Linked DNA regions of Homo sapiens: region 1 is linked to region 2. The links are chromatin loops, found by intact Hi-C in ENCODE. Cell type or tissue: PC-9. All regions are shown on one strand. Each heading gives the region's core, and the rest is flanking DNA. Links, peaks and the distances in the headings are about the cores only. Region 1 overlaps CASC15 (cancer susceptibility 15). Region 2 overlaps CASC15 (cancer susceptibility 15).

Region 1 (15,934 bases), core at 4,342-12,341, 70 kb before region 2:
GATGGAGTTTCACTCTTGTTGCCCAGGCTGGAGTGCAATGGCACGATCTCGGCTCACTGCAACCTCTGCCTCCTGGGTTTAAGTGATTCTCCTGCCTCAGCCTCCCAAGTAGCTGGGATTACAGGAGCCTGCCACAATGCCCGGCTAATTTTTTGTATTTTTAGTAGAGATGGGGTTTCAACATGTTGGCCAGGTGGGTCTTGAACTGCTGACCTCAGGTGATCCACGCGCCTCGGCCTCCCAAAGTGCTGGGATTGCAGGCGTGAGACACCACACCTGGCATCATTCCCTTTTAAAATGTCAGCTAGGTAATAATCTTTTCTTTTCGAATCAAGTGGGGGTTTCACTAAGAAGGGTAGAGTATTATTTCTATGTGAGGCCAGGAGGCTATTGTTGGGTCCAAGAACAAATGCTTAGAGATAAGCTTGTTGGCCTCTCACGGTGTTGTGAGAGGGTTCAGAGTAGACAGACATGTGTCTTCCCCCTTTTCTGTCACCTTCCTTTCTGCCTACAATGCCCGTTTTTGATATCCAGCTGGTGAGAGTGGATAAATAATTTGTATCATAGTGTCAGCCTCCTCAGAAACCCATAAAGATTTCTTTAAGGATTTGGATCCGATATCTTTCTGAATTAGGCCCTAAATTATTATGAATGTGAACCTAGGTTATATGTCTTGCCTGTGGTATGTGTGCTGCGATACTTTGAAGCAGAATGATTTGTGGATCATTTTACCAGTCCTTTCTCTTTTTTGGTCAAATGCAGATGGCATGGAGGAAATGGAAAGTTCTAGGCATTTTTGCAACCACTACTATATAACTCTTATGGACCGGATAAATTTAGTAGACAAAGTAAGTGGTTAGTTTCTTGGACCTCGGTTTTCTGGTCTGTAAAATCAAGAGATGCATCAAAGTTTCTTTCTAGCTTTAAATTCTGTAATTCTTTCTTTGAGAATTGTGTAGCATGTATAATGTTTATGGGAAGTAAAGTTTAAGTCACTAAAAAGAGGCAGAAATCAGGTTATCACTCACAGGGCTGTTTTTTCAGCCTAGTCTCTGCCAATCCTAACCTTGTTAAAACTACAATGTGGCAAGAGATGATGTCCCATTATTATTTCTTTCACTCGAGAATGCTTCAGCTATATAGATCTATCAAAGCAGTTGTTACACTGGTGAGTTTCCCCATATCCATCAGAAGAAGAAAATCCATCACACTTTTGACTACTTTTTCCTCTCCAAGAAAATGATCTTTAAGAGAATGACATGTAATATAGACTTTACTATTCTTGAGGCATTGGAGAAACTGCATCTGAAATAAAATCAATACATGATGCAGTGGTGTATGTACATTTCAAATATTGAATGGCAAAACATTTTATCAAAGACTTTGGGACTAAATACCCGTCGCAGACTTACATAAAGTAGGATAGAATACAGTAGAAATACGAGTGTACCTCCTGTGTATATAATACCTAGTCGTGGTTCAGTTACTCCATATATCTCAACTACACTAACAGAAAGAGGTAGACTCATTAGAGGTTAAGAAAGGTAGACATTAGGGCTGGTATGTTTAGAAATTTGTTGTTCTTTTTTTTTTTTTTTTTTTTTTAGAGTTCCATCCCATAATCTCAGTTTAAGTTATAATGATGGTTACCAGGCAACTTAGAGGAACAAAAGCACAGTCTTAGCCTTCATATTTCTAGCTGAGGAAAGTAGACAAATAAAACAGAATTCTGTCTCAGTTATGCACTGAGTGTGTGACGTGTAACCTTAATCTCTTTTTTTTTTTTTTTTTTTTGAGGTGGAGTTTTGCTCCTGTCCCCCAGGCTGGAATGCAGTGGCTTGAGCTCAGCTCACTGCAACCTCCGCCTCCTGGGTTCAAGCAATTCTCCTGCCTCAGCCTCCCAAGTAGCTGGGATTACAGGCACCTGCCACCACGCCTGGCTAATTTTTGTATTTTTAGTAGAGACGGGGTTTCACCATGTTGGCCAGGCTGGTCTTGAACTTCTGACCTCAAGTGATCTGCCTGCTTTGGCCTTCCAAAGTGCTGGGATTACAGGCTTGAGCCACCGTGCCTGGCCCCAAATCTCTTAACCTTCCTGGATTTGGTCCTTGAAACCAGTAATTTTAAATTACTGGCTAAATTAATTAAAATTACTGGTTAAATTAATTAAAACAAATGGCCAATAAAGCCAAACAGACACTGAGTCTTTTGTTGGTGTAAATTCCTTTACACATTTCATAATGTCTTCTATGATATTGGTTTACTTTTGGGAATTGAAACCTTTACAGAAAACTATCAGTTTCACTAAGATTTTACCATGAAATTATATATTAGATCATCTTCATTTATTTAATAAAGTGTTAAACACAAAGTTATTTCTAATTTTATTTGGGTTTTCTATGTTTTAAAAATTAAGACTGCGTATTCTTTCCCCGACAAAATCCAGCTCTGGGATTCATTAATGTATTCGAATATTTTTTGGTTTTCTATTTACTTTTCAATATGATCTTTTTTCATTTAATATGATCTATCATTTTATGATATTCCAATGGCCTCTTTTGGGTATAAGGTGGAATCACATTCACAGGTCAGCCTGAGATCCACCGGCTGATAGCCCTGCCCTGGGGCCAGCAGACCCTTGGCCTCCTTTGTAGTTCTTTTTCTTCTTCCTTTTGGGGAAGGATGTTAGAACGGACTGGCTTTGATGTCTGTCAGGCTGTTTGCTGCTCATGGTCTCAGGGTTTACAGCCACCATCACTCTGTTGGCTTCAAAAGGGGCTACTCTGGCCAGGCACGGTGGCTCACACCTGTAATCTCAGCACTTTGGGAGGCTGAGGTGGGTGGATCACAAGGTCAAGAGATCGAGACCAACCTGACCAACATGGTGAAACCTCGTCTCTACTAAAAATACAAAAAAATTAGCTGGGCCTGGTGGCGCACGCCTGTAGTCCCAGCTACTCGGGAAACTGAGGCAGGAGAATCGCTTGAACCTGGGAGGTGGAGGTTGCGGTGAGCCAAGATTGTGCCACTGCACTCCGGCCTGGTGACAGAGCGAGACTCCATCTCAAAAAACAAAAAACAAAAACAAAATACACACACACGCGCGCGCGCGCACACACACACACACACACACACACAAACAAAGGGGCTACTGTCCCGTTTATCACTGTAGTCCAAGTTTGGACACAGACCCTTCTCATAGTTCCTCAACGATTTCTAAGATAAAGCTATAATTTTGGTGTTTTTTGAGACGCAGTCTAGCTCTGTCACCCAGGCTGAGGGGCAGTGGAGTGATCATAGCTCACTGTAGCCTCTTCCTCCTGGGCTCAAGCCACCCTCCTGCCTCAGCCTCCCTAGTAGCTGCAACTACAGGTGCACTCCATCATGCCAGGCTATTTTTTTTTCTTTCATTTTTTTGCAAAGACTGGGTTTCCCTATGTTGCCCAGGGTAAGTTATAGCATTTAACATAGCTTTATTAAAGGTATAGGGTAACAGGAGAGAATTATAGCATACAGAGTAACTTGTGACCAGATGTGAGATGATTATTTTCGGAATTTATAGGCCCAGGCCATCTGCATGGCTTTAATTTTGGATTGATCTGCTCCCAGGCTCTGCCTGCTTTCCATGGAGGTGAAAGTCAGTATTCCCCACCATGTCTAGACTCCTGAGAATCCAGACTAAAGTCTCACTTGTCTCGGAGAAAAAAAGTAGAGTTTCTCCTTCAGTCTAAGGCCTTTTTTTTCCTTTCAGGATCTACCGCTTTTCAGGATGACTAATGGAAAGAATACTCATTTCCTTCAAAGATAATTTCACAGTTTAGGAGTGTTATTAGCTTAATTCATAGCCCTAGCGAGACCCCTATGTAATACCATGGTCCGTAAGTTTTTAGCTTTGAGTACACATTCTCAAAGTACACAGGCTTTGAGTGATTCATGAAACCCGTGAAGCTGTGTGCAGATTTCTGGCCACATGCCTTTTTCTCGGGAGCAGATCCATCGCCCTCATCAGATTATTAAAGTGGTCTAGCATCTCCCCAGAAGATTAAGAACCACTTAAGTAGGTCCAGCAACCGGACATTGGTTCAAGTGTGGATTAGTCACGTAGAGCATCAGGGGTTTCTTCCAGGTAGGGCTTCACTTAGAGTCCCTCCTCCATCAGCAAATATAGATGGGTTTTCACATCTTCTCTCCATACATTTATCTCTGCTTCTGATCCACAAATAAGGGCTGAAATGCAGGTATCTCCAGAGTGGTTTGTAGGAACCATATGGTCCAAATCCATTCTTGGACAAGAAGCATTTCTCCAGAGTTAACAGAGTCTGCAGAGATGTAATTTTGCCTAGGCTTTACAGCTGTGGTCTTGTAACAATCTTTATTTCATAAGCTCTTTGCATAATTAAACTGCCTATTCGGCCAGTCTTCCTAGGATGAAGAAATTGTCTCTACAAAGTAAGTAGTATTCAGTTTCTACAAAGAGATAGTCTTTTGCCAAAGGATATCCACCTCACTGTGGTTTGAAATGTACTATTAGGATTTTAGAGATCTTAAAGCCAAGATTTAGCTAGGTCTAAATTTTTTTTATTTTTTATTTTACTTATTTAAGTATTTATTTTGAGATGGAGTATCGCTCTATCGCCCAGACTCACTGCAACCTCCACCTCTTGGGTTCAAGCGATTCTTCTGCCTCAGCCTCCCGAGTAGCTGGGATTACAGGCGCACACCACCACACCCGGCTAATTGTTTTCTAGTAGAGACAGAGTTTCACCATGTTGGCCAGGCTGATCTCGAGCTCCTGACCTCAGGTGATCCACCCGCCTCTGCCTCCCAGAGTGCTGGGATTACAGGCGTGAGCCACCTCACCCAACCCTAAGTCTAAATTCTAATAATCACCTATACTCCTTTCTCTCAGCAGCCTTTGCCAGATGGAAACTTCTCTGAGGTACCTGCCCCAGGACTTGGAGTCTAGGGGAGGGATGATGGCAATGAAAGGTTTCTTTTCTCCTGTCACATCTTGCTCCAGACGTCATCTTGTCTCCTGTTACACTTGGATCTCAGGCATCTATCCTGGCTTGATGTTGGAGTCCCCCAGGTGCCTCATAGTCCCCTGGACACTGGCAGGGTCACCTTTCTTTTCTGAAATTGCAGGGCAGCTTGATGTACATTGTAATGAACCCAATTTATGATGCCTGGCAATGCATTTACTAAGTGCCATTTATCTTTTTGTGTGTGGAACGCATTCAGTCTTCTAAGCAATGCCTGGATGTTCATTCATGTCTGGACTTCAGGTTAGGCATGAGGGTGAGGTAAAGTCATTTGCAACAGGGTTGCAGCTTTCGAAATTGGGGACGTGACTGGGCGCGGTGGCTCACGCCTGTAATCCCAACACTTTGGGAGGCTGAGGTGGGAGGATCACCTGAGGTCAGGAGTTCGAGACCAGCCTGGTCAGTGTGGTGAAACCCTGTCTCTACTAAAAATACAAAAAAATTAGCTGGGTGTGGTGGTGGGCGCCTGTAATCCCAGATACTCGAGAAGCCGAGGCAGGAGAATCGCTTGAACCCGGGAGGCGGAGGTTGCAGTGAGCTGAGATCGGGCCACTGCACTCCAGTCTGGGTGACAGAGTGAGACTCCTGTCTCGATCTCTTGACCTTGTGATCTGCGTGCCTCGGCCTCCCAAGTGTTGGGATTACAGGCGTAAGCCACTGTGCTCGGCGAGACGCTTTCTCAAAAAAAAAAAAAAAAAAAAAAGAACAACAAAAAAAACCAAAAGGCCAGGTGCCATGGCTCACGCCTGTAATCCCAGCACTTTGGGAGGCCGAGGCGGGAGGATCACGAGGTCAGGAGATCGAGACCATCCTGGCTAACAGGGTGAAACCCCGTCTCTACTAAAAAAAAATAGAAAAAAATTAGCCGGGCGTAGTGGCTGGCGCCTGTAGTCCCAGCTACTTGGGAGGCTGAGGCAGGAGAATGGCGTGAACCCGGGGGGCGGAGCTTGCAGTGAGCCGAAATCGCGCCACTGCACTCCAGCCTGGGTGACAGAGAGAGACTCCATCTCAAAAAAAAAAAAGAAAGAAAGAAAGAAAAAAAAAAACTGGGGACCAAGGCAAATAGTCTTGAGGCCTACTAACATAAAAGAATAATCAGAGTCTTGTGTAGTGATGCCTGCCTTTACTCCCAGCTACTAGGGAGGCTGAGGTGGGAGAATTGCTTGAGCCCAGGAGTTTGAGGCTACAGCGTGAATATAATCGCCACTGCCCTCCGGCCTGGGCAATACTAATGAGACCTTGTCTTTAAAAAAAATGTTCAAGAAGGGCTTTTGACTGGGTCTCTTTTTCTGCCTCTGCTGTCCATGTCTCAGCATAATGTTTTAGTTTGAAATGGGATTGCTCTTTTTTTTTTTTGCCTTCATCAACTGTTTTTCTATCTCGTGTGGTTTTCCTTGTTAGAGGTGGATGCTGGGGCTTTGAAACCAGTCTGCTGAGTGGTTTCTAATATTACTGTTAGGCATGGGAAAAGGAAATCTGAGGGATGTGAATTTGGATCACTGACCTGGCAGGTTGTCAGTTTTCTCAGGGTGACGTAGTTTCTTGCTTAGGTGCCATCAGCGAAGGTTAAGAAAGTCCTCTCACTTCCATCCCTCATGAAGGAACTCAGGAGGTGATTACAAAACAGTGTTGCTGAATCTCACCGCAATTAGTGCAAGGGTAGAACATGTCTCCAGGTTATGATCATGGCTCCTTCCTCTCTTTGCTCTCCATGATCAGATTTCCCCCTCTATTGCTTTGTTTTGATGGGTATTTTACAGGAACCCGGGAGAGAACAGTCTCAGGATATGTACTATGGTACCATTTCACCTCCAATTTAGAATATTTTAATAAGTGATGATTTTACAGATTTGCAACTTGTGATCATTTATTCATTGATAGAGAATGCTAGCCAATTAAAAACAGCAACTTTCCTAGTGTCTTAGAGTTTGAAATTTCACGTGAAGGAAATATAAAATTAGGAAGTATCTAATAAATAGTTGAAGGTCTTTTAGTTTGACATCAACTTTTAAGTGTATCAATTATTTTATTGTAGAGGATTTGCTCATCCTTTTGTGTACTATTAATATTAAATATCCCACTTTGGACTAGATGAAAATAATTATTTTACAACATTATTAATACCTTAGTTTAAAACATAGAGTATGTAAAGAAATGTGTGATGATAAACCATTTTGTAATTTATTTATTTATTTAATTTTTGAGGCAGAGTTTCGCTCTTGTTGCCTAGGCTGGAGTGCAATGGCACGATCTAGGCTCACCGCAACCTCTGCCTCCAGGGTTCAAGCGATTCTCCTGCCTCAGCCTCCTGAGTACCTGGGATTACGGGCATGCGCCACCACGCCTGGCTAATTTTTGTATTTTTAATAGAAACGGGGTTTCTCCATGTTGGTCAGGCTGGTCTCGAACTCCTGACCTCAGGTGATCCATCCACCTCGGCCTCCCAAAGTTCTGGGATTACAGGCATGAGCCACCGTGCTGGGCCCCGTTTTGTAATTTAGACCTTCACTAAGTTATACTGTCTTCCCTCACCCGATTGCCCTGAACTAGTACCATTGTAATCTCTGTTCCAACCGTAGAGACAGTTTGCAGAATTTTCAGGGCTGAGCCGCAGTTCTGGCCCAGGTTCCTGTGGATGCTGAGGTTTCCGCTGACTTCCAAGATAGCACGGAGGTGGGGGCGTTGTGTCCTATGCTGCGTTCAAAAGCTGAGCTTCCGTTGCCTTAGCATTTCGCTAATGGCAGCTGTGCTGTGTGTCTTTATTGCAGGTGCTTTTTCCTGATATTTGTTTGAGCTGTTGGTGTTCAGCCTTGGTCATTTAGATTCTTCTTATCTCCCTGTTATCATGGTGTTTAGTTTAGTGTGTGTTTTTTTGTTTTGTTTTTGTTTTTTGTTTTTGTTTTTTTTGAGATGGAGTCTCACTCTGTCATCCAGGCTGGAGTGCAACCTCAGCTCACTGCAACCTCTGCCTTTTGGCTTCAAGTGATTCTTCTGCCTCAGCCTCCTAAGTAGCTGGGTCTACAGGTGTGCACCACTATACCCGGCTAACTTTAGTATTTTTAGTAGAGATGGGGTTTCGCCATGTTGGCCAGGCTGGTCTTGAACTTCTGACCTCAAGTGATTCACCCACTTCAGCCTCCCAAAGTGCTGGGATTACAGGTGTGAGCCACCACGCCCACCCCTCTTTTTTTTCTTTTTCAAATATTCTTTCTTTTCCTCATAGCTGCACTTTGTAATGCATAGGGTTAATAAATTGTTATTAGATCTCCCTGGCCAAGCTTAGAATAGAGCAAAGAGTCACTGAGAGCTAGATGTGTAGACAGGGGCCTTGAAAGTTTTGGTGATTTGCTCAAGGTAACCCAGCGGGTGGGTGGTAACAGAGCTGAGACTGCTGGGAGCTCCTTTTCAGTGATGCTTAACCATGTCTCCCTTCTGCTGCCTGTAGCTGTTTCTGTGTCTGGACTTGTAATCATAGGTGGATTCATATGACACCTCTCTAACTGCACCAAGAACAGGAATGTCCACCCTCCTTGAAGGATATGAGTTCTAATGTGGATTCTTGGTCTTCTTTGGGGGCTCTTCTTATGTTTAATGCACTTGTTGCAGCATATACTGAGAGTCTGTGAAATGTTTTCAGATGTAAACTATTGAATCATTTCAAGTATTTGTATTCATTAGTACTCATAGCACAAATGCCATTCCTGTCCCTTAAAGTGTGCAAAGCATGGGTGTTTGAGGGCTTGGCAACCAACGTGTGGGCACCTCTATTTTGAAATCGGTTTTGTTTGCAATTAACAAAGGTTAACAAAAAAGTCCTTTTGGGAAGTTTGGCCGAGGTCCTAGAATTTGTACATACCTTTGCAATGTGCTCATACTCTGTGGCACATCTAGGATCCTCAGCCCCTTGTTCTTCGCTTTTTCAGTTGACCAAGTTAAATATTAAAGGAAGAGGATTTCTTTCTTGCTACCAGGGGATTTTATCATGGTAAAAGGCTTTTAAATAATTTTTTAAAGTTGTGATAAAATACACATAACATAAAATTTGCCATTCGAACCATTTTTAAGCATACGGTTCAGTGGTGTTAAGTATATTCACATCATTGTGCAACCATCACCACCATCCATCTCCAGAACCCTTTTCATCTTGCAAGACTGCAACTGGGCGTGGCAAAATATTTTGTATGTACAAATAAATCTTTAAAGCTGAAACAGGCCAGGCACGGTGGCTCACGCCTGTAATCCCAGCTCTTTGGGAGACTGAGGCAGGTGGATCACGAGGTCAGGAGTTCGAGAGCAGCCTGGCCAATATGGTGAAACCCCGTCTCTACTAAAAATACAGAAATTAGCTGGGCGTGGTGGCATGCGCCTGTAGTCCCAGCTGCTCCGCAGCCTGAGGCAGGAGAATCGCTTGAACTTGGGAGGCGGAGGTTGCAGTGAGCCGAGATCACATCACTGCACTCCAGCCTGGGCTACAGAGTGAGACTCCATCAAAAAAAAAAAAAGGCTGAAACAATAAAGTTCTTATGGTAGAAGGTGCAGTAGTGACATATCTCTAATTCAATTTATATTTTCTGTTTCTTTAACATTTCAACATCTTCAAGTAACATTTATATAGTGTTTTCTTATATTCTCATTGAAGATTCAAAACTCATGTGGGATAGGCATTAATATTCCCATTTTATAAATGAGGAATTTGAAGTAGTAACAGAAAAAAGGTAATGAACAAATCAGGACTCCAGCTTAGTGCTGTGGGCTCTAAATCCTTTTCTGTCTCCATTCTACTGTGCTTCAAAAGGCTGTGACTAATGTTTTCTTTATCTATCTATCTACCTAGCTAGCTGGCTGGCTGGCTATTTAGCTAGCGATCTCTTTATTTTGTGGGGATGGAGCAGGCATTGAGGGAGGCTTTCTGGAGTTTTGTTTTAAATTCTGGGTCTTGCCCTGACAACAGACAGTTGTGTTCATAACCTTGGGCATCTCATCGGATCAGGGATTATGGTGCTTTGCCTAAACACTTAGTAGATGCAGCAGCTGTCTATTCAAATACTACTTTAAAAAATGCCTGGAATTGTATTTAAATTGCTTCAATTTTTCACTAATTAAATTGTAGATTGTTTCTCCTGGGGATTTTGCACTAGGCCGAGTTTCCTCAATTGTTGGTGTTGGACAATGACAAAATAAATCTTTTGCATTGTAGCTTAGTAAAAAATCCTGCTGAATGGGCTAAATAAGTCCACAGTCATCCCATAAGAGACTTATTTTTTAAAAAAACAATTTTTTTTTTTTTTGGTAAGACCAGGCATGGACAGATATTGGGCTTTTGTTTGTTTTTATTTCTGTACTTTGATTCTGGTGCTTAAAATACCTGGAGGGGTCACAGACACAACGGAGGCCCATGTCTTCTATTGAATGTGTCAGCTTCCTTGGTCTGCATGGGTTTTACCAAGAACTGTACAATGGAATTCAAATATTTTAAAACCACATGTGTGTTTCTCACATGGCTGCTACAGTTTAAATCTTTTGTCAGCCTGTTCAAGGGGTTAGATGTAGCAACCAGTTTGCCCTAGGACTTTCTCTAGAGTCCTTATAAATGGTCATCTTGCTATAGCATTTACAAAGCATTTCTCTATGTGCTGTTTTCATTCACAGAGAGGAGGAGAAAACAAAATTGGGAAAAGGAAAGAACTTAGAAGGGCTCAGTGTCCCTGCAGAGCAGGAGCTTGTAACAATATGCCCTTGATATTTTTAAACAAAAATGCTTGCTTGCTCTTAAAATGCAAATTGTTTCCATTCCCCTAAAAAAAATGCACAATTTCATGCTAATGTTCACCTCTCTATCCACAGATAATTAAGACTTTGCTCTCAGAATAAATAAGTACCTAACACTTACGAGCACTGGCTTTGGGGCAGCCAGTGTCTATGCTAAACCTTTCACATGCACGAACCTATTTAATACTCACAACGTAGTGAGGAAGGTGGTATTCTCCCCATTTTACAGACAGGAAAAAGAAGTTCAGGGAGGGGGTTAAGAGACCTGCTCAGATGTCTCACTGATAATAAGTGGCAGATCTGGGATTGGGTCCTTTCTGTGATATAAGTGCTCAGGGTTTTTAAAAAGCAACAGGGTTTTTTTTAAGGGTTGTTGCTGATATTAACAATTTTCAGATATGAGAACCAATGTGGAAGCAACTCAGCATATGGATGTTATAGCCAATCTCAGATAAAATGTAAGAGGCAAGTTCTGCTCAACAATGTGCTAACATCGGCAGAGCTGAAGTGGGGAGCTGGAGAGGTACCAAAATATTGGATAGGAAACCGAATGCTTTTTCAAATCAAGTACCTCTGAGTGACCCTAGACAGTTGGTGAGAAAGAGTTTGTCACCAACATAAATAATTGGAAAGAAGTGTTAGATGCGTTTGAAGCAACCCAGAGATTCCCTTGTGAAGCTGTTGAGAAGAGACTAGAGTGTGAAGAAAAGAAGCTTGCTTGGTGTCCAAGATAAAATAAGGGATGGATCTTAGCACTACAGATGGAAACTACAGCAGCAAATAACAGAACCAGAAGAGATACTTTTCTATCTGGATTTATGCAGAAAGGATGTCAGGTAACTACTGATGAAAGCAAATAAATCCCCAGTGGCTATAGTATCAGATAAAAATGCAGGACACATTTAAAATGGGCTCTCCACATACAAATTCCTCTTTTGAGACAACCTGTACCATATAAAATTTTATTTTATTTTATTTTATTTATTTTTTGAGACAGAGTTTCACTCTTGTGGCCCAGGCTGGAGTGCAGTGGCGCTATCTCGGCTCACCACAACCTCTGCCTCCCGGGTTCAAGTGATTCTCCTGCCTCAGCCTCCCGAGTAGCTGGGATTACAGGCATGCGCCACCATGGCCGGCTAATTTTGTATTTTTAGTAGAGACGAGGTTTCTCCATGTTGGTCAGGCTGGTCTCAAACTCCTGACCTCAGGTGATCCGCCCCCCTTGGCCTCCCAAAGTGTTGGCATTACAGGCGTGAGCCACCGCGCCCAGCTACCATATAAATTACATTGTAGGTAAAGGTCTGTGGTAGCCTTATATATTTAATTCATTTAAAACAAACCCAAGTACGTCTTTCCACAGACTCTCACACCACATTATTATTCAGCATACATTCTCCTTATTAATTTTTGGAATTAAGTATAGTTATTATGTTCTTAAAATTGTTTCCTGGCTGGCCGCGGTGGCTCACGCCTGTAATCTCAGCACTTTGGGAGGCCGAGGCGGGTGGATCACTTGAGGTCAGGAGTTTGAGATCAGCCTGTTCAACACGGTGAAACCTTGTCTCTACTAAAAATACAAAAATTAGCTGGGCGTAGTGGTGGGTGCCTTTAATCCCAGCTACTTGGGAGGCTGAGGCAGGAGAATCACTTGAACCAGGGAGGCGGAGGTTTCAATGAGCTGAGATCACGCCACTGCACTCCAGCCTGGGCGACAGAGTAAGACTCTGTCTCAAAAAAAAAAATTGTTTCCCAATGTTAGTTTTAGAAGATTATATAGCAGATGCCATGCTGAGGTAGTTCAGGAACCGTTTGTAAGGTAGTGATGAAATTCGGAGCTGGAGGGTGACTTACAGGTCAGTGAGAATAAAATGTTGCTGCTTATTTCTGAATGTCAAGTTACAATGACCTACTTTTTTTTTCTCATCTTCTTCATGATCCAAGTTTTCCAGGCATAAAATATTTGGAGGTGTTTTTTTCTCTTTCTTTGCTACTTCTCCTATGGTCATTGTGTTTCTTGCACTGGTCTGGCAAGGTAGACCTTTTAATCATATTTTAAGTTAAAAGATGTGGTAAAAGATTTTGAAACATTTAACAGGTTTTATTGGACAAATAGAAATTGTGTCACATTTGTGTACAAAAATGTTTCACTAAAATTAGGATTTCATTTAGGTCTATGTGTTTCTGTGGGGATGTGTGTGTGTGTGTCTGTCTCATAGCCTCTTCTGAAAATTTCTTGAAAGCAATAGAATGTTACCCCAAAAGGAAAAAAAAAACCCATATATTCACTTGCACATTAGATTTTTTTCATACAATTTCAAATGGTGGATTCATCCTTGAACTCCTGCTTATGAATCCTTTGTTCTGAAATATCACAGGCCATTTTGGATATACTTGGCTTTGGGTAGTGATTATTTGTGTAGTCTCCAGAGAAAGGTGGATGTTTGAAGTTGTATGACTTAGCAGGAAATTTCTAGATTTCAAGTGTAAGAGAAAATAAATCTTTTGCAAACCACGGGCCATACCTTGTATAAGGGAGAGAGACAACTTGAGTTTGAGGGTATTATGGAGATTTTGGATTGGAGGGAAATGGGGCTAGCGAAATATTAGAAAGCATAATTAATGGCTTTAGTGGTTTTTTAAAAACTTGGAACATACAATAACAAATGCAATGAAGACAAACGGTGGTAAATATTTACAGTTACACTAGACCTTAAAGGCAGGGATCATGTCCTAGTGGTGTGTGATTTGGGAGCTCATACCTGGGAGTCAGTAATTGGCTGTGAGAGTGGAAGAGGCCAGTCCTCATTAGAGACCTTCTGGGAGGAGATGAGTTCTGGGCCAGAGCTTCATCTTGAAGCTTGTTAGATTTTTTTTTTTTTGAGATGGCATCTCGCTGTCACCAGGCTGGAGTGCAGTGGTGTGATCTCGGCTCACTGCAACCTCTGCCTCCCAGATTCAAGCAATTCTCTGCCTCAGCCACCTGAGTAGCTGGGATTACAGGCGCCCACCACCACGCCCGGCTAATTTTTGTATTTTTAGTAGAGATGGGGTTTCACCATCTTGGCCAGGCTGGTCTTAAACTCCTGACCTCATGATCCACCTGCCTCGGCCTCCCAGAGTGCTGGGATTACAGGCGTGATCCACCGCGCCCGGCCGAAGCTTGTTAGATTTAAACTTTCCCCTGCAAGGCACGTCAGTGGTAAACCACCTAACGTGGTGGGGAAAGCCCGGAAGAGTTGAGAAGCCTCTCTACCCTCCTTTCTCCTTCGAGGTAGAGGCATCTTAACTCCCTAGCTCCTGCATTGTTACTAAGAGACCTGCAGCTAAACAAATGGTGCAAATCTTGGCCTAAAAGGAGCCAAAATTGTCACCTTAGACTGCATTTACCATCCTGCTAGCAATATGTAGTGAAAGACCACCTGCCTTCATCCTCTTGTAAATCCCAGTAATACTCTGTTTCTACCACTCACATGACATCCATTAAGTAATTGCTTTCGTTCCTTTACTAGACTGAAAGGGACCTTCATTTAAGGTCAGAGATCTTTTCTAACACAATTTGGTAGTCCTTGCCTACCATGGAAAGCCACACATATATTGCTGGTGCTTAACAAATGCTTGCTGAGCAAATGTTTAAAAGGCCAGGTAGGGCGTGCCACTGAAAATCTCTAAAAATTCTCTTTGGATTGTCTGTAATACTGATCAGGTTGGAACAACAATTCAAAGTTATGCTGTCAGAGGCTGAACGATTTCCTTGTCATTAGGACAATCAATTTTGTAATTTACCCTTAGTCTACACAGCAAGTAAATTGTAGTACTTGCATTTTTGGTTTCAATGATGTATATATAGAACCATGATGAATGGAATTATAGTCAAGTTCTGGTAATTTTAATGTATCGTCTCAGTTGTGGGTAGGGATAAGGTAGGGTCATTCATTAAATAACCATTCATTGATTAACATGTGTGAGGTGTGATTTTATGATTTTTATGAGGAAATAAACAAAAAAAAATGTGTTTTTTTGCTTGTAAGTAGTTCTCAACTTGTTAGGGGAGATAGATGCATGAGAAGTAGTTACAATCTCTAATGTGTTAAGTAAGAGAGAGGTAAGGAAGGGAGGGACAAAGGAGGAACTGATTGATTTGGCTTGGGTGCAGGGAGAGGGGCCTTAAGTATGAGTTGAGAGTCCAGGAGTTCAAGACCAGCCTCGGAAATACAGTGAGACCCCATTCTCTACAAACTAACTAAATAAATAAATATAAAAAATTTTAAGAATTAGCTGGACATGGTGGCGTGTGCCTGTAGTTCCAACTACTTGGGAGGTTGAGGCAGAAGGATTGCCTGATCCTGGGAGGTCCAGGTTACAGTGAGCACTGCACTCCAGCCTAGGCAACAGAGTAAGACATTGCCTCAAAAAAAAAAAAAAGAAAATAAAAGAAAAAAAAGTATCAGTAGAGAGTGGTAGGCAATGAGTGCCAATGAGACTGGAGTGGTGACATTCCAAGCATAGAAAAGAGACTGTGCAGAGCACAGAGGAAGATGTGGAGATCCCTGAGTAGTGTGCCTGGAGTATGAGATACAAGGGCCAGGGGACAACTGGAGATGAGGATGGACAAGGGCTGGGTGGAGACTCTGTGGGGGCTCTTAACCTTCTGTAGATTAGTTTTTTTTTTTTGTAGGTACCGGTGTTTTTGAGAGTGAAAGCAGGTCCTGACTACTGGTTTGTTTTATAGTAAATATCTCAATCCAGATCTCAGGTCTAGCTGAGGCAGGAGCCTTGGGCAAATAGTAAACAGGGACTGGAATTGGTCACAGGAGCTGTGTCATCACCCTTGCTCTTCAAATTATAAAGGAAGCCTAAACACACAAACTCCAGTGTGGGCCGGGCTGACTGCCAGATGTGCACAGGATCATTGTACAAAGTGGCAAGATTCTCTTGGATATTGGTTTATCTATTTGCTTAGAATGAAGAGAAATAAGGGTGAACTTGAAGTTTTTCTTGTTATCGTATTTTGACTTGCAAATCTGAGTAAAACTGATGGTGCAATCTCCTTTCTATGTGGGGCTGACCTCAGAAGAGTAGTGGCTTGTAGTGTAAATAAAATAGGAGCAACAGCAAACAATTAA
Region 2 (15,934 bases), core at 5,076-13,075:
TCTTCTGCCTCAGCCTTCTGAGTAGCTGAGATTACAGCTGTGTGTCATCACACCCGGCTAATTTTTTATGTATTTTTTGTAGAGACGGGGCTTCACCATTTTGGCCAGGCTGGTCTCGAACTCCTGACCTCAAATGATCTGCCCGCTTAGGCCTCCCAAAGTGCTGGGATTACAGGCGTGAGCCACCGTGCCTGGCCTCTAGAGGACAAATCTTTTTAAGGTAAATAACAGAGCTTTTAAAGTCAGGAGTTCTCTGTGTCTCTCTAGGAACCCATGCTGTATTAAATGGCCACAAAGTAGTTTGGAAGTTTAGCATCAAAGGACTAAGGTTTCTTCTGAACACAGTGCCCTTTATTCCACTTTTTAAGGTAAACACACTTCAAAGAAAAGGAAATTTTAAAAAGCCATGCTTTTTTAAGGAATGTAATATATTTTTTAGAACGGTATTATCACTCTTTATGAATTCATATTTGGCAAAGAATTTTCTGGAAATATTAGGAATCAGCCTTACTCAGAAATTTGGTGTTAAAGGTTTGTAAAGAATATCTACTTATGCCCATTCATAATTAACAGGGATTCTTCTTTTTCTTTTAAGGTTAAAAAAATTTTTCTTTTTAATTATTTCAGCTTTATTCAGGTTGAATAAGGGCATTCCAGCCAAGCAAAGTAAGGTGAGGGGTGAGAGGGGTTTCAGGCGGAGAAAAAAAACACGTAAAAGGACACCAAGTTGTAGCATGGTCTGGCCAGCGAACTTTAAATAGGAGGGAAGTCCATTATCATGGAAGGAGCAGGGGCTTCGGGAAAGGTTTAAAAAATTAATTATTCTTGAGTTTTGGTTTTACCCTCTGTGAAAAGAGGTAATTGTTGCTCTTTTGAGGATTAGAAATAATTTTATGTTTGTTTTTTGCTTTTGTTTTTTTTTTTTGAGGCAAGGTCTCACTCTTGTCACCCAGGCTGGAGTGCAGTGGTGCGATCACAGCTCACTGCAGCCTCAAACTCCCAGGCTGACACAATCCTCCTGCCTCAGCTTCCCAAGTAATGAGGACTACAGGCATATGCCACCATGCTCAGCTAATTTTTAAAATTTTTTTGTAGAGATGGTGTCTTGGCTATGTTGCCCGGGTTGGTCTAGAACTCCTGGCCTTATGCAATCCTCCCACTTCGGCCTCCCATATTATTGGGATTATATCAGTACAGGTTTGAGCCACTGTGCCTGGCCAGATAATGTATTTAAGTTGTTCAGCAAAGGACCTGACACGCAGGTTTCCACATTGATATTATCATTATGTTGCTATCAGTTTTTTCTTTTTGACTTTTGATTTGTTTTCCTGAATAATATTACATTACATGGTTCAAAACCCAAAAAGTGTAATGTTCTCTCTTTCGTCTTTGTGCCTCATCTGTCAAGTCCCTTCTTCCCTGTCCCTGCAGGTAACCACTGTCCTGTTTCTGATGTAGCCTGCATTGTCCACTGATGCTCTGTGGGAATATGAGTATCTCTTCTGTATTTCCTGCTTTTACACAAAAGGTAGCATATTGTACGCATGCTTCAGTGTCTTCCTTTTGGTTTTCACTTAACTATACATCTTAGAAATCTTCCCATATCAGTTTATAAGGGGCTTCCTCTTATAAGCGCCATATATATATACACACATATATATATACACACATATATAAATATATATATACATACACATATATAATATATATACACATATATATATACACACATATATAAATATATATATATACATATATATGTGTGTGTGTGTATATATATATATATATATTTTTTTTTTTTTTTTTTTTTTTGGACAGAGTCTCACTCTGTTGCTCAGGCTGGAGTGCAGTGGCGCGATCTTGGCTCACTGCAACATCCGCCTCCCAGGTTCAAGCGATTCTCCCGCCTCAGCCTTCCAAGTAACTGGGATTACAGGTGTCCGCCACTGTGCCCAGCTAATTTATTTTTATATTTTAAGATTCAGGTGGCCAGGCACAGTGGCTCATGCCTGTAATCCCAGCACTTTGGGAGGCCGAGATGGGGAGATAACCTGAGGTCAGGAGTTCAAGACCATCCTGGCCGAGGTGGTGAAACCTCGTCTCTACCAAAATAAAATAAAATAATTAGCCAGGCATGGTGGCTGACACCTGTAATCCCAGCTACTTGGGAGGCTGAGGCAGGAGAATTTCTTGAACCTGGGAGGCCGAGGTTGCAGTGAACCAAGATCATGCCATTGCACTTCAGCCTGGGAGACAAGAACAAAACTCTTGTCTCAAAAAAAAAAAAAGATTCACAGGTAGTTGCAGTATAGTCCAGACAGTTCCCATGTGCCTTCACTCAGCATCCACCAATGTAACACCTTACATAACCTTAGTACATAGTCAAAACTAGGAAATTGGCTGGGTGTGGTGGCTCACGCCTGTAATCCTAGCACTTTGGGAGGCCGAGGCGGGCGGATTGCCTGAGTTCAGGAGTTCGAGAACAGCCTGGGCAACACGGTGAAACCCCGTCTCTAATAAAATACAAAAAATTAGCTGGGCGTGGTGGCATGTGCCTGTAGTCTCAGCTACTCAGGAGGCTGAGGTAGGAGAATTGCTTGAACCCAGGAGGCAGAGGTTGCAGTGAGCCGAGATCATGCCACTGCACTCCACCTTGGGTGACAGAGCGAGACTCCATCTCAAAACAAAAAAATAAACAAAAACAAAACAAAAAAAAAACCACTAGGAAATTGACATTGGCATAATGCCATTAACTCAGGTAAGAGACCTTATTTAGATTTAACCGATTTTTACATGCATTCTTTTTTTGGAAGGGGGTGTAGATTTTTCTTTTTTTCTTTTTTTTTTTTCCCCTTTTCTGTTTGGCTTATGTAATGTAGCATGTTTTTAAGGTTCATGCAAATTACAGCATGTTTCAGAGCTTCATTCCTTTTTATGTCTGAATTAATATTCATTATACATATATACTATATTTTGCTTATCCATTCATCAGTTGATAGACACTTGGGTTGGTTCCACCTTTAACTAGTGTGAATAATGCTGCTATGAACATTGGTGGACAAGTTTCTGTTTGAGTCTCTGTTTTCAAGTATTTTGAGTATATACCACTGAGGAGTGAAATTGCTGGGTCATCTAGTAAGTCTATATTTAAGTTTTTGAGGAACCACCAAACTATTTTCCACAGCAGCCCACCATTTTATATTCCCACCAGCAATGCCCAAGGGTTCCAACTTATCCACATTCTAACTAACACTGGTTTTCTTTCTTTTTTTTTTTTTTTTTTTTACAGTTTCAACTATTAATTCAACACCTTAGTGAACACCTGCTCAGTGCGGGCATTATTATGTGTTAACTAGAGGTTTTTTTTAAATTTTTTTTATTTTTATTTTTTTTATTGATCATTCTTGGGTGTTTTTGGGGGATTTGGCCGGGTCACAGGACAATAGTGGAGGGAAGGTCAGCAGATAAACAAGTGAACAAAGGTCTCTGGTTTTCCTAGGCAGAGGACCCTGCGGCCTTCCGCAGTGTTTGTGTCCCTGGGTACTTGAGATTAGGGAGTGGTGATGACTCTTAAGGAGCATGCTGCCTTAAAGCATCTGTTTAACAAAGCACATCTTGCACCGCCCTTAATCCATTCAACCCTGAGTGGATACAGCACATGTTTCAGAGAGCACAGGGTTGGGGGTAAGGTCACTGATCAACAGGATCCCAAGGCAGAAGAATTTTTCTTAGTACAGAACAAAATGAAAAGTCTCCCATGTCTACCTCTTTCTACACAGACACGGCAACCATCCGATTTCTCAATCTTTTCCCCACCTTTCCCCCCTTTCTATTCCACAAAACTGCCACTGTCATCATGGCCCGTTCTCAATGAGCTGTTGGGTACACCTCCCAGACAGGGTGGTGGCTGGGCAGAGGGGCTCCTCACTTCCCAGTAGGCGCGGCCGGGCAGAGGCGCCCCTCACCTCCCGGACGGGGCGGCAGGCCGGACGGGGGGCTGACCCCCCCCACCTCCCTCCCGGACGGGGCGGCTGGCCGGGCAGAGGGGCTCCTCACTTCCCAGTAGGCGCGGCCGGGCAGAGGCGCCCCTCACCTCCCAGACGGGGCGGCTGGCCGGGTGGGGGGCTGACCCCCCCACCTCCCTCCCGGACGCGGCGGCTGGCCGGGCGGGGGGCTGACTCCCCCACCTCCCTCCCGGACGGGGCGGCTGGCCGGGCAGAGTGGCTCCTCACTTCCCATAGGGGCGGCCGGGCAGAGGCGCCCCTCACCTCCTGGACGGGCGGCTGGCCGGGCGGGGGGCTGACCCCCCCATCTCCCTCTCTCCCCGACGGGGCGGCTAGCCGGGCGGGGGGCTGACCCCCCCACCTCCCTCCCGGACGGGGTGGCTGGCTGGGCAGAGTGGCTCCTCACTTCCCAGTAGGGGCGGCCGGGCAGAGGCACCCCTCACCTCCTGGACGGGGCGGCTGGCCGGGCGGGGGGCTGACCCCCCCACCTCCCTCTCTCCCGGACGGGGCGGCTAGCCGGGCGGGGGGCTGACCCCCCCACCTCCCGCCCGGAGGGAGCGGCTGGCCGGGCAGAGAGGCTCCTCACTTCCCAGTAGGGGCGGCCGGGCAGAGGCGCCCCTCACCTGCCGGATGGGGCGGCTGGCCGGGCGGGGGGCTGACCCCCCCACCTCCCTCCTGGACTGAGCGGCTGGCCGGGCAGAGGGGCTCCTCACTTCCCAGTAGGGGCGGCCGGGCAGAGGCGCCCCTCACCTGCCGGACGGGGCGGCTGGCCGGGCGGGGGGCTGACCCCCCCACCTCCCTCCCGGACGAGGTGGCTGCCGGTAGGAGACGCTCCTCACTTCCCAGACGGGGTGGCTGCTGGGCGGAGGGGCTCCTCACTTCTCAGACAGGGCGGTTGCCAGGCAGAGGGTCTCCTCACTTCTCAGACGGGGCGGCCGGACAGAGATGCTCCTCACATCCCAGACGGGGCGGCAGGGCAGAGGTGCTCCCCACATCTCAGATGATGGGCGGCCGGGCAGAGATGCTCCTCACTTCCCAGATGTGATGGCGGCCGGGAAGAGGCGCTCCTCACTTCCTAGATGGGATGGCGGCCGGGCAGAGACGCTCCTCACTTTCCAGACTGGGCAGCCAGGCAGAGGGGCTCCTCACATCCCAGACGATGGGCGGCCAGGCGGAGACGCTCCTCACTTCCCAGACGGGGTGGCGGCCGGGCAGAGGCTGCAATCTCGGCACTTTGGGAGGCCAAGGCAGGCTGCTGGGAGGTGGAGGTTGTAGCGAGCCGAGATCACGCCACTGCACTCCAGCCTGGGCACCATTGAGCACTGAGTGAACGAGACTCCGTCTGCAATCCCGGCACCTCGGGAGGCCGAGGCTGGCGGGTCACTCGCGGTTAGGAGCTGGAGACCAGCCCAGCCAACACAGCGAATCCCCGTCTCCACCAAAAAAATACGAAAACCCGTCAGGCGTGGCGGTGCGCGCCTGCAATCGCAGGCACTCGGCAAGCTGAGGCAGGAGAATCAGGCAGGGAGGTTGCAGTGAGCCGAGATGGCAGCAGTACTGTCCAGCTTCGGCTCGGCATCAGAGGGAGACCGTGGAAAGAGAGGGAGAGGGAGACCGTGGGGAGAGGGAGAGGGAGAGGGAGGGGGGTGTAGATTTTTCTACAAAATTTTGTTATCCTTGTAGATTCAAGTAGCCATCACTGCAATTGGGATACAGAACTGTTCCAGCATGACCAAGAAATTCCCTTCTGCTACTTTTTGTTTGCATTTTTGAGACAGGATCTTGCTCTGTCGCCCAGCCTAGAGTGCAATGGTGCGATCATGGCTCGCTGCAGCCTGCAGCCTGGAACTGCTGGACTCAAGCAATCCTCCCATGTCAGCCTCCCAAATAGCTAGGGCTACTGCCACCACATTCATCTAATTTTCTATTTTTTATAGAGACAGAGTCTTGCTATGTTGCCCAGGCTGTTCTTGAACTCCTGGCCTCAAGTGATCCTCCTGTCTCAGCCTCCCAATGTGCTGAGATTACAGGTGTGAGCCACCACACCTGATCCTCTTCTGCTGCTGGTTAATAGTTACACGCTTTTCCTAATGCTAATCACTGACAACTACTGATTAATCCACACATTTTATGTGTGCCTACTTTTAGAAAACCCAGCCAAACATCATACCTTCCTAGGTGCAAGAATCCTATTTCCAACTTTTAAAATTCCCTATGGGCCTGAGTACTTAATGGGTGCTTAATAATGACTCCTTGAAACACTAAGTAAAAAAAAAAAAATAGAACTCAGAGCTGAAAAACATATGAATCAAGATAATTTACAAAACAATAAAAAAGTTAAGACTACTTTCTTAAATATGAGCTCTTCAGGTTGACTAAGTGACGATTTATAATTTCTTTTCAGGGAGTCAGTACACCTAAAAGTGCTAATGATCTGAAATAAAGCTTCTCTAAAACATAACTTTTTTTCAAAGCAATTCTACTAATATCTTTTCCTTTAATGACCTCTGTGATGTTGGTATGATGAAGTTTGTTATCCCTAGCTGATAGAGTAGGACACTGAGACTAAGAGAGGAAAGAAAGGCCAGGCGTGGTGGCTCACACCTGTAATCCCAGTACTTTGGGAAGCCGAGGCGGGTGGATCACCTGAGGTCAGGAGTTCGAGACCAACCTGGCCAACATGGTGAAATCCCCATCTCTACTAAAAAAAAAAAAAAAAAAAAGTACAAAAATTAACTGGGCATGGTGGCAGGTGCCTATAATCCCAGCTACTTGGGAGGGTGACACTGGAGAATCGCTTGAACCCAGGAGGTGGAGGTTGCAGTGAGCCGAGGTCGCACCACTGCGTTCCAGCCTGGGTGACAGAGTGAGACTCTGTCTAAAAAAAAAAATAAGAAGAAAAAATAATAAAAAAAGAGAAGAAAGAAAGCTAACAGTGAGTACCAAAGATGGCTATTTCAGTAGGTTCTTCTAACAGCCATGTGAGGTGGACGTTGTTATTTCCATTTCAAAGAAGAGAATGTGGACTCTCTGAGGTTCAATAACTTGCCTGTGGTCAGTTTATATCAGAGACAAGATTCCAGATCCCACATTCTCACCCTCACTCCACAATGAATGTTTTCCTCAAGAATAAAAGTCAAATAATTCAGGCCAGGCATAGTGGCTTATGTCTGTAATCCCAGTACTTTGGAAGGCTGAGGCAGGATTGCTTGAGCCCAGGAGTTTGAGACCAGCCTGAGCAATAGAGTGAGATCTTGTCTCCACAAAAAATAAGACAAATTAGTTGGGTGTGGTGGCACACGCCTGTAGTCCCAGCTACTCCGGACACAGGAGGATTGATTGAGCCTGGGAGGTAGAGGCCGCAGTGAGCTGTGATCACACGCCACTGCACTTCAGCTCAGGTAACAGAGAGAGACCCTGTCTTAAAAAATAAAGACAGGGTCTTTAAATAAGTAAGTTACGTAAGAATTCAGGTTGCTTGTCTCTGCCCCCTGTTTTTAAAAAAGTGTCAGTGGTAGTGGTGTTTTAGTACATTACCTACTTATAAAGGATAATATACTATAATAGTTCATAAAAGTGGTTGAGGGCTTTGAAGTTAGCCAGACTTCTCTCCAAGTACCAGCTCGGCCACCCTCTAGCTTTGTGGACTATGGATGTGTTGTTTTATTTATTGAAGCCTCGTGGACTCATCTATAAAATAGAGAACCTGGTTGTTCTCCATCAGGTTGAGGGAATTCAATGGAATGAAACCTGGAAAGCACTTAGCAGAGTGCCTGGTATGTACCAGTCATTCAATAAACAGCAGCCATTAGTGTATATGAATCTTTCATTTTATGGACTTTCCACTGCTGAGATCAAAATACAAGCAAATAAATACTTAGATTGTGTTATGTGCAAAGCCACATACTATTGTTGGAATTAATGGAGGGACACAGTGATTTTTTTTTTGGACTTAAAAATACTTGTTGAAATTTAGAATGCCATCTTGTCTATAAATTTTTTTAATTCATCAGTTAAGTTACTCTATTTTCAAATTGAAAGGCTGCCAATTTTTTTTTTTTTTCAAAATTCCTGATTTTGGTTTTAAATGAGTGGATTTTCCAAAAATGAAGGATTTGAATTAGATCTTACTAAGGTGCTGGTGACCCCATCTCTCTTTCATTTACCTGACATATTCATTTCCTGAGAAATGGTCAGGTGGAGAGGCAGCTGATACGGATTTTTGTGTGTGTGGTGGGAGTGGGGGTGCTCGCTGCATACAGCTTTTGCTAATATTAAAAGATAATTGCGTACACTCAACAGGCATTGCAATTGCAGTCACATTCTCCTGTCGTCCAGGGAATGGCACTCGGCTCTGCCTAGCATGATGTTTGTTTGTTTAGGGCGAGACTAATGGTTGAGGTATTTGTGAGAAGCATTTGTATCATAGTGACAGACTGCAGGGCGCTCTTTCCTGTGTTACAGATTGCTAGGAAATTGGATAGGACCTCCTGAGATATTCTATCCCATGCCTTCCCTCAAGACAAGCCTGTGACATACATGAGAATAGCGGTGGGGGTGGGGTGGAGAGTCAGGGACCCTGTGGGAGTGAGCTGCGTATCCCATACGGCCTGGAACGTCCTGTATTCTTAGGAACAGCCTGCACATAGCAATATAGAGCATCCTTGGCACTGCATGGAAAATGGACTGATACTCTCTTGAGGGCCTCTTGGAAATCTCTAAAGTGAAGAAAGAGGAAGAAAGACAGCTTTGCTTGACAGTTCTCATCAGAAGCCTAAATGATACAGTGCAATGCTGAAAGTTGGAGGCTGGATTGGTGAGGCTGGAGTCAGATGGGGGTAGGATAGTGGTTCTCAACTCTAGATGCAAATTATAACCTCCTGGTGGCCCATTGAAGGGTGTTGTCTTTAACCTCCCAGATGATTCTCCTGTACATCTGGGATTAAGAGCCACTGAGATCCACACCCTGATGAAACAGCAAAGCAAAACACCAACAAGGGCAAATAAAAAACTGGAAACAACCCACAATGGTTGAATAGGTCCCGTATTTCCTAATGAGGCCACTGGCCTTCCCAGTTGGCTGAAATTTCTCTTTTCACATTCTGAAAATGGGTCCAGTGGGCAAATATCCTGTTGATAGCTGAGTCCACCCAACTGCATTTTGTAGCATGTGGGATGTGGCTACTCTGTTTGCTCCAGAGTGAGAAGCAGGAAGTTCACTTTGGAATCATTATTTAAAGGCTCTCTGGGACCTCAGGCTTTAAACAGAAATATATAGTGCATTCTAAGGGGTATTGTGTTTAACTATTAATAATTGTTCCTTTCATATGAGAGATATTACTGTGTAGGGTGGACAGAAACCCTCTGAGAACACCATGTGTTTCATGTTTACCATGAATAAGTCTTTCCCTCTCAAAAATCATAATTTGGAAATCATTCTTTTCCTGTGAAAACCAGAAAGTTGCTTTTTTTTTCCTTCTGTTCTCTTAATAGGAACAGTAATAAAAGTTCCCATTGGGAAAAGCTTTCATTTTGACGTGGTGCAGTCAGTGGCGGTCTCTCTAGGAAAGCCCTGGAAAAGGCATTGCTGCATTTTTCTCTGTTGCATGTGTCTTTTCTCCCCTTAGTGTCATGTCCAAGCATGATGTCACTCACATGTCATCTGCACATCCCAGGTCCCTTTGCAAATGGAAACTACAGAAGAAACAAAAATTGATTGAGTGCATAAAATCTATTTCAGGAACATCCTAAAGGGTCTATCTCAGAAGCACTGAGTTCCAAAGGATTTGCTGACATTTATTGTTCTGCTTCAGATTATTAAATGTCTTTCTGATCACATGATGCCATGTTTTGCATAGTGTGACATATCTGTCCTGTTTTAAATTCATAGGAATTGGCAACAAGCTCATTTCACTGGTGGGTTTGCTGAAGCATTATCACAAGACAGTCAGAATGACTGATGAGTGCTCTTCAGGTAGGGAAATGCTGCCAGCCTGGTTTGTATTTTGTCTTACCAAGAGTTTTGCTCCTTAATTTTCTATTTCAGTTATGAATAATCCCTTTTCATGCTAGTAGCCATAATCACATTATAAAGGATTTAAAATTTGTCATTTCCTGGTAGTATTTCTTACAGCGTAAGCATTTTTGGTTCATGTACGATTATTCTCCTTTTATTTTATTTTTTAACATGAGGAGATATCATAGGCCAATATTAAGATTTCCTAATTTTAATGTTAAGAGCTAAGCACATATTCTGGTCAAGTAGAGAAGTTAAAGAGTGACCAGACTTTATCTGAAATGGTAGGAATAGGAGACATGCTGTTCCATGATGTACCTTGACACGGTTTTTAAAAAGCAACATTTATGCCTGAGAATCTAATGAGTTTGGTTAAAAGGAGATCTAGTAAGCCAATATTCATTCATTTCTGCCTCTCCCCCTAGATTCCTCCAATCATGTTTGTTTCTGTGTCTTCTTTTTTTTTTTTTTTTGAGATGGAGTCTCGCTCTGTTGTCCAGGCTGGAGTGCAGTGGCGCGATCTCGGCTCACTGCAAGCTCCACCTCCTGGGTTCACGCCATTCTCCTGCCTCAGCCTCCCGAGTAGCTGGGACTACAGGCTCCTGCCACCATGTGTGGCTAATTTTTTTTTGTATTTTAGTAGAGACGGGGTTTCACCGTGTTAGCCAGGATGGTCTCGATCTCCTAACCTTGTGATCCACCCGCCTCGGCTTCCCAGAGTGCTGGGATTACAGGTGTGAGCCACTGTGCCCAGACCTGTTTCTGTGTCTTCTTAAATTTAGAGACCGTTAGCTTTGTGTGTGTGTGTGTGTGTGTGTGTGTGTGTGTGTGAGAGATGGAGTCTCACTAGGTTGCCCAGGCTGGAGTGCAGTGCCTATTCACGGGTGTGATTATGGCACTCTACAACCTTGACCTTCTGGCCTCAAGTGATCTTCCCTCCTCAGCCTCCTGAGTAGCTGGGATTACCAGTGTGTGCTACCATGCTCAGCAATCTTTAAATTTTTTTGGTAGCTATTTTTTTTTTTTTTTGAGACAGAGTCTCACTGTGTTGCCCAGGCTGGAGTGCAGTGGCGTGATCTTGGCCCACTGCAACCTCCTGGGTTCAAGTGATTCTCCTGCCTCAGTCTCCCAAGTAGCTGGGACTATAGGTGCCTGCTACCATGCCCAGCTAATTTTTTTTTTGTATTTTTAGTAGAGATGAGGTTTCACTATATTGGCCAGGCTGGTCTTGAACTCCTGACCTCAGGTGATCTGCTCACCTCGGCCTCCTAAAGTGCTGGGATTACAGGCGTGAGCCACCGCGCCCGGCCTTGGTAGCCATTCTTGTAGAGCACTACACATCTGTCTCTGACTGAACAGGCCCAGAGATGTGGACAAGTTGGTCTCATAGAAACTTATTTTCAAGTTCGTCATGTGAGAAGCCCAAGGGAGTGGAGGACAGCCGTATATCTGGAAAGTGAAAACACGTAGCTGTACTTTTTGGGCAAACATAAAACTACATTTGAATATAGTAAATTCTTAGATAACTGTGAGCCATGGCCAACCAAAAGCATGGCACATACAAGGAACATGTGCCGGGTGGACCTTGAATGATCACATTTAACTTTGTGTCTGTAGAACTTGTGTTTCATTTTATTTTTCCCTTCCAAAGTTGTTTTTTGTTTGTTTGTTTGTTTTGTTTTTTTTGAGACAGAGTTTTGCTCTTGTCATCCAGGCTGGAGTGCAGTGGTACAACCTCAGCTCACTGCAGCCTCCACTTGCCAGGTTCAAGTGATTCTCCTGCCTCAGCGTCCCAAGTAGCTGGGATTACAGATACGTGCCACCACGCCTGGCTAATATGTTTGTATTTTTAGTAAAGATGGAGTTTCACTGTGTTGGCCAGCCTGGTCTCGAACTCCTAACCTCAGTTGATCCCCCCTGCCTCAGCCTCCCAAAGTGCTGGGATTACAGGCGTGAGCCACTGTGCCCAGCCCCTCTCAAAGTATTTTGAGTGGAACATTGTTCATAGAAGAAGTTACATCTTTTCTGGGGTTAGGATGTACATTTCATTAGGTCCTTCCAGATACTTAAAAGGTTCTCCGCATGCTGGTAGAATATGTGGTAATTCTCAGTTGATGAATTATATGATTGTGGCAGTTTGAATACGTAGATATTATAGATGTTGTAAATGGTTTTGTCAGGCAGAGTGAGCTACTATTTTAAACTAGCAAGAATATTCACTTTAACAGGCAGTTTCTTATTGGTGGCTAAGGCTGTTACAGCTATGTCAGTACTTTTTAGAAAAGATAAGCTGAAAGTATTACTCATTTATATTTATAAATCTAATCCTATGCATAACCAATGTTGAGCATTCCAAGCATTAATCCCGTGGTACTTGGCGTATAAAGGCCATGTGGAGCTAGACCTGGAAACACACCGTATACTCATCTCTTTTTGAATCTATGGGTATTTTTCCCCCTTTGGGAGTTCATTTTTCCTGGTTGTTCTGGGGGCTCACTGAGATGTAAGAGTTTCAGATTCTGGTTTCTTTGCGGAAAGACAGCAGAGTTCAAATTAGGCTCATAGACATTCTTGCCTAGTTGCCAATAATTCCTTACACAGTGACGATGGAGGTAAAAGAACACTGAGCAAGCCAAGAGCAGGGAGGGGAAGAGAGGAATCTCAAAGAATTCAGATGGGCCTACAAGGCAATTAATGTCAATACATTTCCTGTTTCCCACAACTTGGTTAGAGGTGGAGCTTGCAGTGACCTGAGATCGCGCTACTGTCCTCTAGCCCGGGAGACAGAGTGAGACTCTGTCCCCCAACAAAAAAAGTACAATTTTTGGCCAGGCGCGGTGGCTCACGCCTACAATCCCAGCACTTTGGGAGGCCGAGACGGGCAGATCACCCGAGGTCGGGAGTTCGAGACCAGCCTGACCAACATGGAGAAACCCTGTCTCTACTAAAAATACAAAATTAGCCTGGCGTAGTGGCACATACCTGTAATCCCAGCTACTCGGGAGGCTGAGGCAGGAGAATTGCTATAACCCGGGAGGCGGAGGTTGCAGTGAGCCGAGATCGTGCCATTGCACTCCAGCCTGGGCAATAAGAGTGAAACTCAGTCTGAAAAAAATTAAAATAAAAAGTACAATTTTTATACTAACGATGGCTATGTTATATATATATATATATATTTATATAATTTTTTTAGACGGAGTTTCGCTCTTGTTGCCCAGGCTGGAGTGTAATGGCACGTTCTCAGCTCACTGAAACCTCTGCCTCCCGGGTTCAAGCGATTCTCCTGCCTCAGCCTCCCGAGTAGCTGGGATTACAGGCATACGCCACCACGCCCGGCTAATTTTGTATTTTTTAGTAGAGACGGGGTTTCTACATGTTGGTCAGGCTGGTCGCGAACTCTCAACCTTGGGTGATCCGCCCGCCTTGGCCTCCCAGAGTGCTGGGATTACAGGCGTGAGCCACTGTGCCCGGCCTTTTTAAAAAAACTTTTTTTTAGATGGAGTTTCACTCTTGTTGCTCAGGAGTTGCACCTGGAGTGCAGTGGTGCAATCTCGGCTCACTGCAACCTCTGTCTCCTGGGTTCAAGTGATTCTCCTGTTTCAGCCTCCTGAGTAGCTGGGATGATAGGAGCATGCCACCACGTCCAGCTAATTCTTGTATTTTTAGTAGAGATGGGGTTTCATCATATTGGACAGGCTGATCTTGAACTCCTGACCTCAGATGATCCACCTGCCTCAGCCTCCCAAAGTGGTGGGATTACAGGCGTGAGCCACCACGCCTGGCCAGTTATATCTTTTTACCTGACGAAAACTGTAAACAACTTTTGGCATTCTACGCCTTTCAAAACAATTCAACTTTTTTTTTTTTTTTTAAATTTAAATCATGGAATTCAGATGAGCCTTCAAGGCAATTAATGTGAGTTAGGTCATATTGAACCTGTGTTTAGAGATACGTAAGGACTTTGATTAGTGCCCATCTTGTGCCAGCTTGTATTTCCCGTTTAGAGTTGGCAAAGGACAACATGTTGTAGCATTGGTCTTAGATGAATTATTGGTCTTAGGTTTTATTACCTAAAACCTGGATTTATTTATTTTTAACAATTAACCGAACTGTGACATCAATATCAGTTCCCATTCTTTGGTCACAGTTTAGTCATTTGAGAAAGGGTTGAGAGGCTTTTTAGGAGAAAAATTCATGCACATGCAGAGTCTACTCTAACACAGAACCACCTCACATTGAGTTTTGAAGCTAAATGATCTTTCCACGGTAATTATAATTAAGACCAGTATATTACAAAGAATCAGTTTACCAAAAAGAACTTTAAAAACCCTGAAGAACTAGGCCACATGCCTAGTTCACACCTGTAATCCCAGCACTTTGGGAGGCCAAGGCAGGCGGATCACCTGAGGTCAGGAGTTCGAGACCAGACTGACCAACATGGTGAAACCCCATCTCTACTAAAAATACAAAATTATCTGGGCATGGTGGTGCATGCCTGTAATCCCAGCTATTTGGGAGGCTGAGGCTGGAGAATAGCTTGAATCTGGGATTCTGGGAGGTGGAGGTTGCAATAAGCCAAGATCATGCCATTGCACACCAGCCTGGGCAACAAGAGTGAAACTGTCTAAAAAAAAAAAGGCCAGCTGGGGACTGAGGAGCAATTTGGGGTTATGTTGATCTTCTTGGGCTGGCAGAGTCTCTGGGCAACAGAGTTCATGCAGCTGGATTAAGGTTGCACCCTGTAGTTTCTCTTTCCACTTGGACAGAAATGGAGGTGTTGGGCCTATAATCTGGTCCTTGCCCAAAGCCAAGTTAGTGTTATGCAGTATTTCTGTTTTGAACACATTTGTCCTTATTTTCCCTTTTCTCTTCTTGCCCACTAGTAGGGAAAAAAATAATCCGAGTTATTTGCTTGGGTGGAGCCACTCTTTGATTGCAATGCCCCAGGGTTTTCTAGGTTAACAAATTGGAGCTTTCCAGCCGGCTGAGTAGGGGTGGGCTACAGCTCTTCTACCCTGCCTTCTCATATTCCTTTCCTTCCTTCCCACTCCAGAAGAGAAAGCAGAGGCCTGGTTGCTGAGTGTGGAGGACATGCTGTTTTGGGGAGCCTAGGGACTGTTGACCACAGCTGTGTCTTTTTGTGGAGAGGAGTTTCAGCATATTCTTGGAAGGTGTGGGATGCAAAATATACACCTTTTAGTTGAGTACTTTTGTAATGCAGCCCTGTGTGCCTTAGAGCTCAGAAACACTGGGGAAGGAGGGTGGGGTAGTTGGACGTGAGGGTGAGGATGGGTGGGGAGGAGGCGTAAATCTCCTGGGCTCCATCAGGGCAGGAATCAACATCCCAGGAAGCAGAGACAAACCCTTTGGCTTCTGTCCTTGTGCTCCATGGGTGAATCAGAAAGGACCGTGGTCAGTTATGTGGGAGTGCAGAAAGCCAGCCAGCCAGCACGATTCGCCTTGGAGGAATGACTTCTCATGCTGCCACCTCCTGCTTCTCTGCTGGGGGTGTGGAAGAAACAGTATGGGATGTGGGCGGTTTTCTGCTGCAGTTTATTGAACAAACAGCTGCCCTCCTCCATTTCTCTCCCTCCCTTACCCCCATCCCGCCACATCCTTCTTCCTGGGGCAGGGTATAACCATGCTGTAAACTTTGGTAGTGGGAGAATCTTGCCAATACTTTCTGAAACAGCAACTTTTTTTTTTTTTTTTGGCTTGGAACTGTTAGTTCAAAGCTGGAAACAGAGTAAATAAAATTTGATCTAGTCATTCTAGAAATGATTTGTATCAGTCCAGAAAATGGCCAGAGTCCAGTAGTTTGAATCTAAAAGAGCTGAACTAAGATAAGGTAAGGAGCCAGTTTTTTAACCTGGCAACCACATGCCCCAACTTGAAAGCCTGTTTGCTGCTCTTC

What was found. Hi-C counts contacts between places; a loop is a spot of excess contacts. Peaks named below come from ENCODE experiments on the same cell type or tissue, not always from the same donor. Only the 100,000 strongest peaks of a DNase experiment are listed, where the experiment ranks them.
Region 1: a loop joins it to region 2, with 2.8 times the contacts of the local background. A loop is called at or near these places in 2 of 110 quality-filtered maps.

What each region holds. Positions count from the first base shown.
Region 1 is chr6:21,723,040-21,738,973 of GRCh38, forward strand. The region is part of intron 2 of CASC15 (cancer susceptibility 15); the gene reads left to right. Among named protein-coding and RNA genes, the nearest start is that of CASC15, 65 kb to the left of the region's middle. RefSeq lists an enhancer at 15,765-15,934. In PC-9, for the core only: no CTCF peak of the experiment used is centred there; a DNase peak (open chromatin) is centred at 8,822; H3K27ac peaks cover 2,563 bases.
Region 2 is chr6:21,792,763-21,808,696 of GRCh38, forward strand. It overlaps CASC15 (cancer susceptibility 15), which reads left to right. Exons shown (of 12, transcript NR_015410.2): 4 at 9,895-9,978. Among named protein-coding and RNA genes, the nearest start is that of CASC15, 130 kb to the left of the region's middle. RefSeq lists an enhancer at 5,100-5,697. In PC-9, for the core only: no CTCF peak of the experiment used is centred there; a DNase peak (open chromatin) is centred at 8,379; H3K27ac peaks cover 1,401 bases.